Regions from separate parts of the Homo sapiens genome. Here region 1 is linked to region 2. The links are chromatin loops, found by intact Hi-C in ENCODE. Cell type or tissue: K562. All regions are shown on one strand. Each heading gives the region's core, and the rest is flanking DNA. Links, peaks and the distances in the headings are about the cores only. Region 1 overlaps PNMA6F (PNMA family member 6F). Region 2 has its middle 6.4 kb from the start of PNMA6A.

Evidence for each region. Hi-C counts contacts between places; a loop is a spot of excess contacts. Peaks named below come from ENCODE experiments on the same cell type or tissue, not always from the same donor. Only the 100,000 strongest peaks of a DNase experiment are listed, where the experiment ranks them.
Region 1: a loop joins it to region 2, with 12 times the contacts of the local background. A loop is called at or near these places in 5 of 110 quality-filtered maps.

Annotation. Positions count from the first base shown.
Region 1 is chrX:153,314,687-153,320,050 of GRCh38, forward strand. It overlaps PNMA6F (PNMA family member 6F), which reads right to left. Exons shown (of 2, transcript NM_001354980.2): 2 at 2,994-5,364. The coding sequence ends at 4,252. Among named protein-coding and RNA genes, the nearest start is that of PNMA6F, 4.4 kb to the right of the region's middle. In K562, for the core only: no CTCF peak of the experiment used is centred there; no DNase peak of the experiment used is centred there.
Region 2 is chrX:153,063,350-153,068,713 of GRCh38, forward strand. No RefSeq gene overlaps it. Among named protein-coding and RNA genes, the nearest start is that of PNMA6A, 6.4 kb to the right of the region's middle. In K562, for the core only: no CTCF peak of the experiment used is centred there; a DNase peak (open chromatin) is centred at 2,232.

The DNA of each region.
Region 1 (5,364 bases), core at 293-5,292, 250 kb after region 2:
TGCGACCCCCGTCGGTCCATCTTCTTAGGGGATAGATATGAGGACAGGACCTCTCTCAGTCCTCTCTGCTCAAAGGACAGGCCTGAGGACAGGACCCCTCTAAGTCCTCTTTTCTCTACGATAGATATGGGAATGGGACCTCTCTCAGTCGACTGTGCTCAGAAGACAGGCCACAGCACAGGACCTCTCTCTGCCCACTAAGCCTCAGGTACCTGAAGACAGCATCTCTCTCAGTCTTCTCTGCCCGGGGACACCTCTCCCACTGCTTTCTACTCAGGGTCAGGCCTGAGGACAGGACCGCTGTCAGTCTTCTCTGCTAAGGGGACAGACCTTAGGATGGGATCCCTCTCTGACCTCTTACACAGAGGATGGGCCTGTGGACAGAACCTCTCTTATGACTCTCTGCCCAGGGATGGGTCTGAGGACAGGACTCCTCTCAGTCTTCCTGCTCAGGGGACGCCTGAGGATGAGACCTCTCAGTTTTGTTTGCTCAGGGGACAGACTAGAAGATGGGACCTCTCTCAGTCCTCTCTGATCAGAAAGAGACCTGCGGGTTGTACTCTGTCAGACATTTCTGTTGTTCTGCACAGGGGACACCTGAGTATGGGACCTCTTTCAGTCCTCTTTGCTCATGGAACAGGCCTGAAAATGAGACCTCTGCCATTTCTCTATGATCAGGGACAGAGCTGAGGACAGCACCTTTCCCAGTTCCCACCGCTCAGGGTTTGGAGAGAGGCCTGTCTGCTCAAGAGACCCAACTCAGTCCTCTCTCGTTAAGGAACAGGTCTTATGATGGCACCCGTCTCAGTTCATTTTCTCAGAGGTATACCTGTGGACAGGACCTCTCTCACTCCTCTCTGCTCGAGGGAAAGACCTGAGAACAAGACCTCTCTCAGACCACTTTGATCAGGCACAGGCCTGGTGACGGGACCTCTCTCAGTCCTCCCTGCTGAGGGGACAGGCCTTAGGATGGGACCCCTCTCAGTCTTGTCTACTCCGGGACAGTCCTGAGGACGGGACTTCTCTGAGTCCTCTCTGCTCAGCCTCACCCCCATGATTGGGCTCTGATCCAGCTCCCTCATCCACCGCTCAAGCCCTCTGTGAGCCCAGGAGGCTGCTGCTTATTGGATGGGCTTGGTCAGCCCTTGGGCACCCAGGAAGGCACCTTGATGGACCTTTCTGTCCCCAGGCCACACATGCCGCCCTCCTCAGGGGCACTTGTTGAGGACTGTGCAGCAAAACACAATGCATGGTAGGAGCTCTGCCAGCTGGCACGCACCAAGGGCCTGGCTGGGATGAAGGGGACAGGTGGCCCCCCGGGGGGGCCCGTCCTTCAGGCCCGACAAAGTCTCCTTGCTCTGGGCTGGTGGGGAAGCAACTGGTTTCTCCCGGTACCTCCTTCCAGACTCCCTGGCTAGATCCCTTCCGGGTTTCACAACCCAACTGTCCAGCCTGTGTGCTCACATGCCCACTGACACAGTCACACACACATTCACTCACACACTCATGTTCCAGACACACTCACATGCGCACACACATTGAGTGACAAACACACATTGAATGACGCATTCATGCCTGCTCATTGACACACCCACATTTGCAGTCAGCGCACGCACGCACAATGACTCACAAACTCACACACACACTGACACACACTGACACACTCACAGTGTCACACACATTCAGCGACATGCATGCTCACCTTCAATGGCACAGCCTCATTCCCCCACACCCTCCCACTCACACACGCTCAGTGATGCAGTCACATGCTGTCACTTGGATTCACACACATTCTCAGAAACTCATGCACATGCTCACACTGACACACACACGCACACGCTCAAACACACCCGCTCACTCACACTCACACCTGCTCGGGAATCACGGCACACACAGGTCCACTCTGAACAGGGAAAACCAAGGAGCCCTGACAGGCCCTGGCAAGGTCAGCCAAGCTCTATGCCCTCTCCTCTTGCCCTGTCCCCAAAATCTGGAGGGGCCCTTGGAAAGTGAGCAGTTGACTTGGCCCTGCTGAGACACAAGGGACGGACATGCTGGGGTTGTGCCCAGCCTGAAGAAGGCAGGGAGAACAGAACACAGTGGGGGCCCCAGGCATGCCTGCAGGGCACCCCGATGGGACACACTACAAGGGTCCCTGAGACACCGGTTAAGCACCTTCAGGCCGAGGAGGCTGCAGGCCCAGCCCCAGAGACCTGCCGCCCCCTGCCCCTCCCCGACAGCCCCGCAAAACTACCCCTCCCATGCCTGCACTGGCCTGTGTATGCCGAGTGTCTCCCAGGGCCCCTGCCGCCCTGCAGACCTGCTGACTGCAGCTCCGCTCAAGCAGACAGGTCGCCTAGATCCAGGATTCCTCAGCCCAGGTGGGCAGCCACCCATTCCCAGCATTGGCTCTGAGGCTGCTTTGGGGGAGCCTGGCTATCATCTGAGCCATGGGGATGGCCGGAGGCTCTGTGCTCCAGAACAGCCGGAGGAAGTGTGTGGACACAGACTGAGTGAGCCCCGGGAGACCCTCGCCACGTCCAAGTCAATGATCCCGTCCCCTCCCCACACATGTGCAGGGAGGGGCCTATCACTTGTCCCAGTTCTGTCGCCCACAGACTCTGCGTTAGTTAAATGGCTGATCGAGGACTACCCTCCATTTGTAGCGAGCTCCCTGGCCTGTTGGGAGAGAGAGCCAGTCCCAGGAGGGCTCAGGAGGGCGGGTTCCAGGATCCTCAGGCCCCCATCAAGAACTGCGCCTCTGGCCACAGTGCTCAAGGAGGATTGCTGCCCTGGGGATTCAATCAGCCACTGCCCATGAAAACCAACATCCTGTCGCCAGGCTCCATGCAGCCCAAAGAACCCCACAGGCCTTCAGGGACCCTGCCCTGCACACACCCCAGTGTCAGCCTGGCCACTGTGGCCCTCACCCCACCCAACCCCATGCCCAGCAAACCTCATCCCCAGTCTCCCAGAGCAGAGGCGAGGCCGGCTGGAACACTGAATGAAGTTTATTGAAGAGAAACATGTACTGAAACCATTGAAGAGAAGGGAATCACAACACAGAGAGAAACTGCAAATTGCCACCACAGGACACAGGTCCCACACAGGTCCCGGGCCCCCTCCTCCTGGGGTTCCTGGCAAGACGCCTCATCTGCTCCTACTCCTGCTGCAGCCCCCGCTGCCAACTCCCTCCTTCCTGAGGGCCCCAGGGTCCGCCTCTTGCCAGGATGGTGGACTCTGGCAGTGTCCACTGGCTTCAGGGAGCCCCCTCCCGAGCCCATCCGCTGGGGCAGGGCCCTGCCCTATAGCCCTCACAGGACACTGAAAACACAGCAGGGAACACCCCCCCAAGTCAAGGAAACTGAGTCACAAGTAACAACAGGAATAGAACACCAAAGCACAAAGCTCCCCGGGGAGCCTCAGGCAGGGCAGCTCTGCTCTGTCCCAGGTCCGGTTCTTCCTCACACAGTCATGGTCACCATCATGGTCACGGGCACCATCGTGGTCATGCTCACCATAGCAGTCACAGGATGAGCGTCCATCGTGCCCTGGCGCCTCCTTCCACCATCTCCCAGGACTGTGCTGGGGGCCTCCGGGGAGGAGCTGCTCAGAGAAGAACACACACAGCTCCACGAGAACAAGCAGCCCCTGGCCTAGATCTACACCAGGAAAGCAGAGGTGGTGCTCACGACAAGGGACAGGTAGCAGCTAGCAGAGCCTGGGCTAGCAGGAAGCTCACAGCATGTGCCCCAGGCCCAGAGGCAGCCGCACCGATGGGCGCACAGCATACAACTTTGTGTAGGAACAATGGCTAGCGGTGGGTGAGTGGGCGTCTGCTGTTCGGACGCGTGGGTCACTATGGGGCCTACAGAGGTGAGGGTGGGCTTCCCGGAACGGGGGGCAGTCTGCCCCAGGGATGGCAAGTGGGGGCCACCTCTTGGGACATGTAGGCAGCTGTCACCCTTGAGAGGGCCTCTTTCCCCCATCTCTCCCAACACAGGACAAGGGGTGGGGGGCAGACATCTTCAGGCTGGCCGCTCAGAGCTCCCTCCAGGCCAGCTCCCCATTTGGTATCAAACGTGGTCATCTGAGTCACTGGGAAGGGCTGGTGGTGGTGGCCAGGACCCATTAGGGGAGGTGGGAGGCACAGCTCCCAACATGGGGTGAGGGACCGGCCCTGGCCTGGCCTCTGTCTGCCTCCAGGGTGCTGCTGCCTGAGAGGAGAGGAGCCCTCAGGGCCCTCAGAGCCTATTTGCCCGGGGGGGACTTGGGCTTGCCCGCCTCCCCAGCCCCATCCTCATCCTCGTTTTCTGACTCCTCTAAGATGGGCTTGAGCCCCTCCTGGGGAGGCTCCTCAGCCTCCTGGCCTCCAACCTGGACAAGGCCCTCTGGCTCCCAGCTGGGACCTCCTGGGGCCATGTCGACTGCACTGCCCATCCTGGCTGGGAGGCCCCCAGGGGCGTCGGGGGACCTTCCCTGACCTAGGCCTTCAAGGCCTGCAGGGGCATTTTCATCTTCCCCAGTGGCAGGGGCAACCCTGGCGGCCTCTTTGGTGGTGGAAGCAGCCTCATCAGCATCTTCTGCTCCGGGATCAGCCTCGCTGGCGTCCCCCTGGGCCGGGGAGGCCTGGGCAGCAGCTGGGTCTTCACTCTCCACTGGGGCCGCTGCCCAGGCCACACCCTGCTGGCTCCTTGCTAGGGAGGCTGCCCACGCCTCCATGTCCCGGATGAGCCGCAGCAGCCTCAGGAAGTCAGGTGGCCTCCTCTCCAGCTGCATCCTCCTCAGGGTATCCTGGAGTGCCTCGCTGGGGCGGGCCCGAGACAGCACCTGCCGCAGTCGCAGGTGGTTGGCCATGGCTGGGTGGACCGCCCCCTTCTCCACGGCCTTCTGCAGCAGGCCTTCCAGGCGCACCACGAAGGCAAACAGCCCCTCCTGGGGCCCCTGCGTGCAGGTCAGGAACTTCATCCGCGAGGTCATCCATGTATCCCGGCTCCTAAACACCTGCCCCAGCGCCGTCAGGCAGTCCTGCGCAGAGAAGTCTGGATCTTCCTCCAGGAGGCCGCTCACGATATCCAGGGCCAGGCCATCCAAGCTGTCCAGCAGCCGCCTCCTTCTCTCCCTTTCCGACGCGTGGCACCACAGCTGCAGCATATCCTTGGCGTCCTCCAACCAGCTCTCAAAGGACTCTTCCACGCAGCCTGGCTGCTCCCTCCCGGAAAAGGGTCTCAGTTCCCGGTAGGCCATAGTTTTCACCAGAGGCCGCAGGGTCTGGCGCCATGACTGGGTCCAGGCCTCCACCACACCTGCACCTACTGCCTCACCTGCAGCTCCTGCCTCATCTTCACCTCCTTCCTCACCTGC
Region 2 (5,364 bases), core at 95-5,094:
TGAGCAGAACTTAGTATGCAGCCAAAGACTCAGTGGGAACTTTGTGAGGTGCTCTGGAGCTCTTTCTTTGCTCATTTCCCTTCTCTTCTGTACAGTGACTGCAAATTCTAGAAACCCCAGTGGCATTCAATTGCACAACTCAGTGAGAATGCCACATGCTGTTTGCATTCTTCCTTTGCTTTGCCATAGACTGTAAGTGCTTCTAAGCTGATATCTGGGCTGATCTTTGGCCCTACATCATTTGTTTCCCTTCTCTCAAAACTTGCAGTCCTGGTGAGCTCTCCACAGCCAAGGCACTCACTCTTTGATGAATGGGGTTGAATGATCTGTAGATATTTGGAGGCTGTAGTGAAAGTTAGTGTGGCTGGGTCCCAGGGTGATGGACAGAGAGGCAAGGAGAAGACAATAGCTCCATAGGGAGGTCAGACAGGGCCACGAAGGGTCTGTAATGCTAAGTACTTTGCTAACAACTTTGGACTTCTGCCCTAGAAGTGCAGCAAGGCACCTGGGTCTTCAGGGAATGACCACTGCCCTGATATTTGTGAAGGATAGGAATGACCTGCTCATGTCTGTGAACTAGAAAAGTCAGCGAGGAAGCAGTGTTAGGGATAGCTTGGAGGGGGCATTCGTATACACCAGAGGTGGCTACAGAGATCGAGATGTTGGCTAAATCCAGGGACTACTGAGTGCTCTCATCTGCTGAGGTTGGAGAGACACCAGAGCCAGGAGACAAGGAGATTTCTGTTGGACAGGGTCTCTTTCCAGTCTTGAGCCACACTTCCCCTTGGGAAACTAGAGTTTTGACTGATCATCAAAAAGCCCCTAGAGGTAGCTCTTGTCAGCTAGCACTACTCACCTTCTTCCCATCCCCCCATCCAAAACTCCAGGCCATGGGGTCACATTGTGTCACAAGAGGGACGGCCTGGGATCTTCCGGAGGCCATGTGCTGCTGGCTGCCTTCTCTCCTCTGAGCTGACACCCTTAAAAGCCTTATTTCTACCAGAAAGTGTGGTATGTCCTCAAGGAGGCACAGTTCAGCCCAGCTCAGTGTGATGGTTAATACTGTCAACTTGATTGGATAGAAGAATATAAAGTATTGTTCCTGGGTGTGTCTGTGAGGGTGTTGCCAAAGGAGATTAACATTTGAGTCAGTGGGCTGGGAAAGGCGGACTCACCCTTAAACTGGGTGGGCACAATGTAATCAGCTGCCATCGAGGTTAGAATATAAGCAGGCAGAAAAATGTGAAAAGAGACACTGGCCTAGCCTGTCAGCCTGCATCTTTCTCCCATGCTGGATGCTTCCTGCCCTTAAACATCGGACTCCAAGTTCTTCAGTTTTGAGACTCAGGCTCTCCTTGCTCCTCAAGCTTACAGACAGCCTATTGTGGGATCTTGTGATCGTGTAAGTTAATACTTAATAAACTCCCACATATATTATATATATATATATATACACACACTTAATAAACTCCCATATATATATATATGGTTATAAACTCCCATATATATATATGGGAGTATAAACACTTAATAAACTCCCATATATATATATATATGTATATGTGTATATATATATAGTTTATATATATGTATATGTATATATAGTTTTTATATATATATGTATATGTGTATATATATATGTATATAGATCCCATTAGTTCTATCCATTTAGAGAACCCTGATATGCTCAGTTCCAACAGACTTTCACAGCATAGGCCCATCCTTCAAGCAGGCAACTTGCTTGCTGTGAGCTATGACTATGAGCTATCCTATTGGTTTGCTCCTAAAGTCTTGCCTACAGGGAAAATTTATTGTGGCATCCCCCAGGGAACTTGATCACTGCCCAGTGCTCACAAACTCATGATTTGAGAAAACCATGGGCATCTTTTTCTTGTGGCTAACTAGACCAACGAGGAAACTATCTTCCACAGAACCAACCAAAAGGACACAGACGAATGGCCTGAACTTCACGGAGCAATTTGGAAGCAGGCAACAGAGAAACACAGCACAGAACACTTATGGGGCCAACTCCAGCCAAACCTTGATATTTCCTTGGCAACCATGGTCCCAAAATTCACTCTGATATGTGATATGAGACACCGTTCAACACACATAGCACCTGGGAAGCCAGGACCCCGGAGTCCTCCAGGAGAGGACAGGGACACGAGTCCCTGGAACCAGGGTGCAGCCATCTGCAGGCTTCTCTCCCAGAAACCGTGGCCCTGCCCCTGAATGCTGGTTGACTGCTGAGTCACCATCCAAACTCCAAAGTCAAAGTGAGGAGGGCCGGCAGGCTCGAGGGCAGAAAGAGCAGGAGCAGGGGCCTCTGACAGGAATCCCTGGACTCCTGGCAGAAAGGGCCAGCCATGCCCAGATGACACTGCCTCCTTGGGAGGAGAGTGAGTGTGCCCCATGGGTTGGAAGAGCCAGTGGCACACACAGGAAGGAAGGGAGCTGGAAGGCAGCTGTGGGAGGAATGATGCTGATGGCATCTAGCTGCAGGCAAGCTCACTGGGAGCAAGCACCGGGCTGAGCTTGCTATGAAGGCCATTTCAATCCCAAACCAAGGCAGAGAGGACTGATCACCAATGCAGTTGTACCCTGAGCCCCATGGAACCACCCAGCCCACTGCCACCGGCCTCCACAACCAATGCCCCACCAACGCTCCTCCAGAGGGACTTGACTTCAATGAGTTGAAGACTGTGCCACAGGCAACCAGCTGTGTCAAGGACCAACGCAGAACAAGCTCACACTTATTCAGCCCAGCAGGACCCTGAGTCTGGGAAGCATGGCGTGCCACATCGGGTTGTCCCTCAGAAAAACCCTGCTAGGTGGGAAGGAGCCACCTGCACCTGTGAGGCTGCGGAGGACAGGCTAGGGGCAGGGCAGGTTGTACGTGCATGTGCATGCGTGCGTGTGCGTGCGTGCGTGCGTGTGTGTGTGTGTGTTTCCGTGTGTGTGTGGGTGGGGCACAGCCAGACAGAAGCTGAGGAAGTACTGCTCCCCCCACCCCAGGTAGGGGCAGCCAGCCAGGGAATGGCAGGGTCATATGGCAGGAGGCAGGTGCTAGCCTGGCAGCCCAAGGACCTGTCGTGGGCTCTGGGCAGGGCAGAGAGCCGTCGGGAGCAGAATCAAAGAGGGCATTGGAGGAAGAAGCTTCTGAGCAGTCAGAGCAGGCCGCGGCCGGTGGGGAGCTGGCCCGAAGCCACAGACTGGGGAGCTTTGGCCCTGCCTGAGGTAGGACGGTAGGGAGGAGCCCCAGGCTCTCCCTGGAGGACACAAGGGGGCCCCCGTTGGCTGTGCAGAGCCTGGGCCCTCGGACATTGTGGTGCACAGCAAAGAAGCCCTTCTTGGTTCAAGAGCAGACAATGCTCCCACTCAACCTGTGGAGGCTGTAAGGGACACGTCCGAGGTCAGCCAGCTGGGAGGCAACCAGGTGGGGAGAAACACACACGGAGACCTCCTCTGCGTCCCGGCCTGCGTTGGAGGCACTCAGCAAGGCTGGCTGTCCTTGGGACTTGTTTCTCAAGAGCCAGTACTACAGCAGGTGCTCTACGGAGGCGTCTGGTCACCAAGCAACCCAGAGCCTTCTGTGAATCTTGATTGCAGCATCTCCAATCAAGTGCCACCTCACAGTACAGTGCTTCCGTGTTTATCCCTTCAGGTGTCCAACATCTGCTGGGCACGCTGGCTCTGTGCAGTGCCTTCTGCTGGCAATCAGGGGGACCAAGCCAAAAAGATGGAAGCCTCTGGGAGCCAAACCAAGCAGGGGCCACCTATACAATTCCTCTACCTTTACCAGGGAGTCTGCCTGCCCACAGGGCAGGGCTGGGTGCTGCGGGGCAGGGTGGGGAGGGACGGGAAGATGGAGAGTGGCAGGCTGGCGGGAGGGAGGAAGAGGGCAGAGCGAATGTCTACCTGGGTGTCACACGAGCCACTTGAATGTGACCACGGCCACAGGAACTCATCCCCATGCCCGTCACCCCTCTTTCCACAAAAGGCAAGAGGAAAGACAACTGCCAGCATGATCCCCATGTCAGACAAGGGTCCTGCCTTCCACCCGGTCCACACACAACAAGGAACCCGGGACCCTGCCTGAGCCCTCCCCGGGCCTTCTCCCTCTCTAGAGCCTGTATCTTCTGCTTTCCCTTAGACCCTCCTTGCCCAGCCCCGGGGTCGGGGGGGCCTGGACTTGGGCTGCAGCCCCCTCGCTGCTCCAGGCTTCCCATCCTGCTGATTAGTTCCCCCAGACGTCTGGCCGGCCGGTCTCAGCATCACCACCTCCTGGCTTCAAACCCATCGGGGCTCCCCACAGCCCTCAGGATAAGGTCCCGGTACCCTGGCAGGCTGGAGCAGGCTGACAGATTCAGGCACTTGCTGGAAAGAAGGCACCGAGAGCCTCCTCTGGGCCACACTCTGTTCTAGGTGCTGGGGATCTCAGGGTAGGAAACGCTGTACTACGGTTTGAACGTTGTGTCCCTGCCAAAATTCATGTTGAAAGTTAGTCCCTAACGCAGCAGTGTTAAGGGGTGAGACCTTTAGGAGGCAATGAGACCATGGGGGCAGAGCCCTCGGGGATGAGAGGAGTCCCTTGTAAAAGGCTGGAAAGCACTAGGTAAGCCCCCTTTTTGCTGTTCCCTCCCCACGACCATGTGAGGACGCAGGCACAAGACACCATCTTGGAAGGAGAGACTGAGCCCCCACCAGATGCTGAACCTACTGGTGCCTTGATCTTGGGCTTCCCAGCCTCCGGAATTGGGAACAAGAAATTTCTGTTCTTTTGTAAGTTTCCCAGTCTCCAGTGCCTTGACTTTGAGCTTCCCAGCCCCCAGAATTGGGAGCAATACATTTCTGTTCTTTGCAAGTTACCCAGTCTCAGGTATTTTGCTATAGCAGTGCAAATGGGCTAGACACACAGGCAAGTCCACTCCACCTTCTGGGGCTCTAGCTTGCCACCTGGGGAGGGAGCCCCTGATACCCAAAAGCAAAGACTCAGACCAGCATTTCTCACGTGCCGACACATGTACTGATGCCGCCAATAAGAATATAAACCGAGGGCACGTGATTTGTGTGTCCCAGCAGAGGGGGCCTATGGGAGGAGGGGACAGTTCAGCTGAGACATGAAGGAGGAGGAGGTGCAGGAGGAGGGGGAGGAGGAGGAATAGGAGGAGGAGGAGGAGGAGGGAGAGGAAGAGCAGGAGGAAGCTGCTGCCACAGAAGGTTCTTGGGCCTGGATGGCTCACACAGAGGAAGGAGGGATGGCAAAGGCCGAAGGTGGGAACAAGCCCTGTGCTTTGGGGCCAGCTGAACAGGCCAGATCGGCAGGAATGTGGTGAGAGGAGCTGGGGGCATGGCAACATGGGG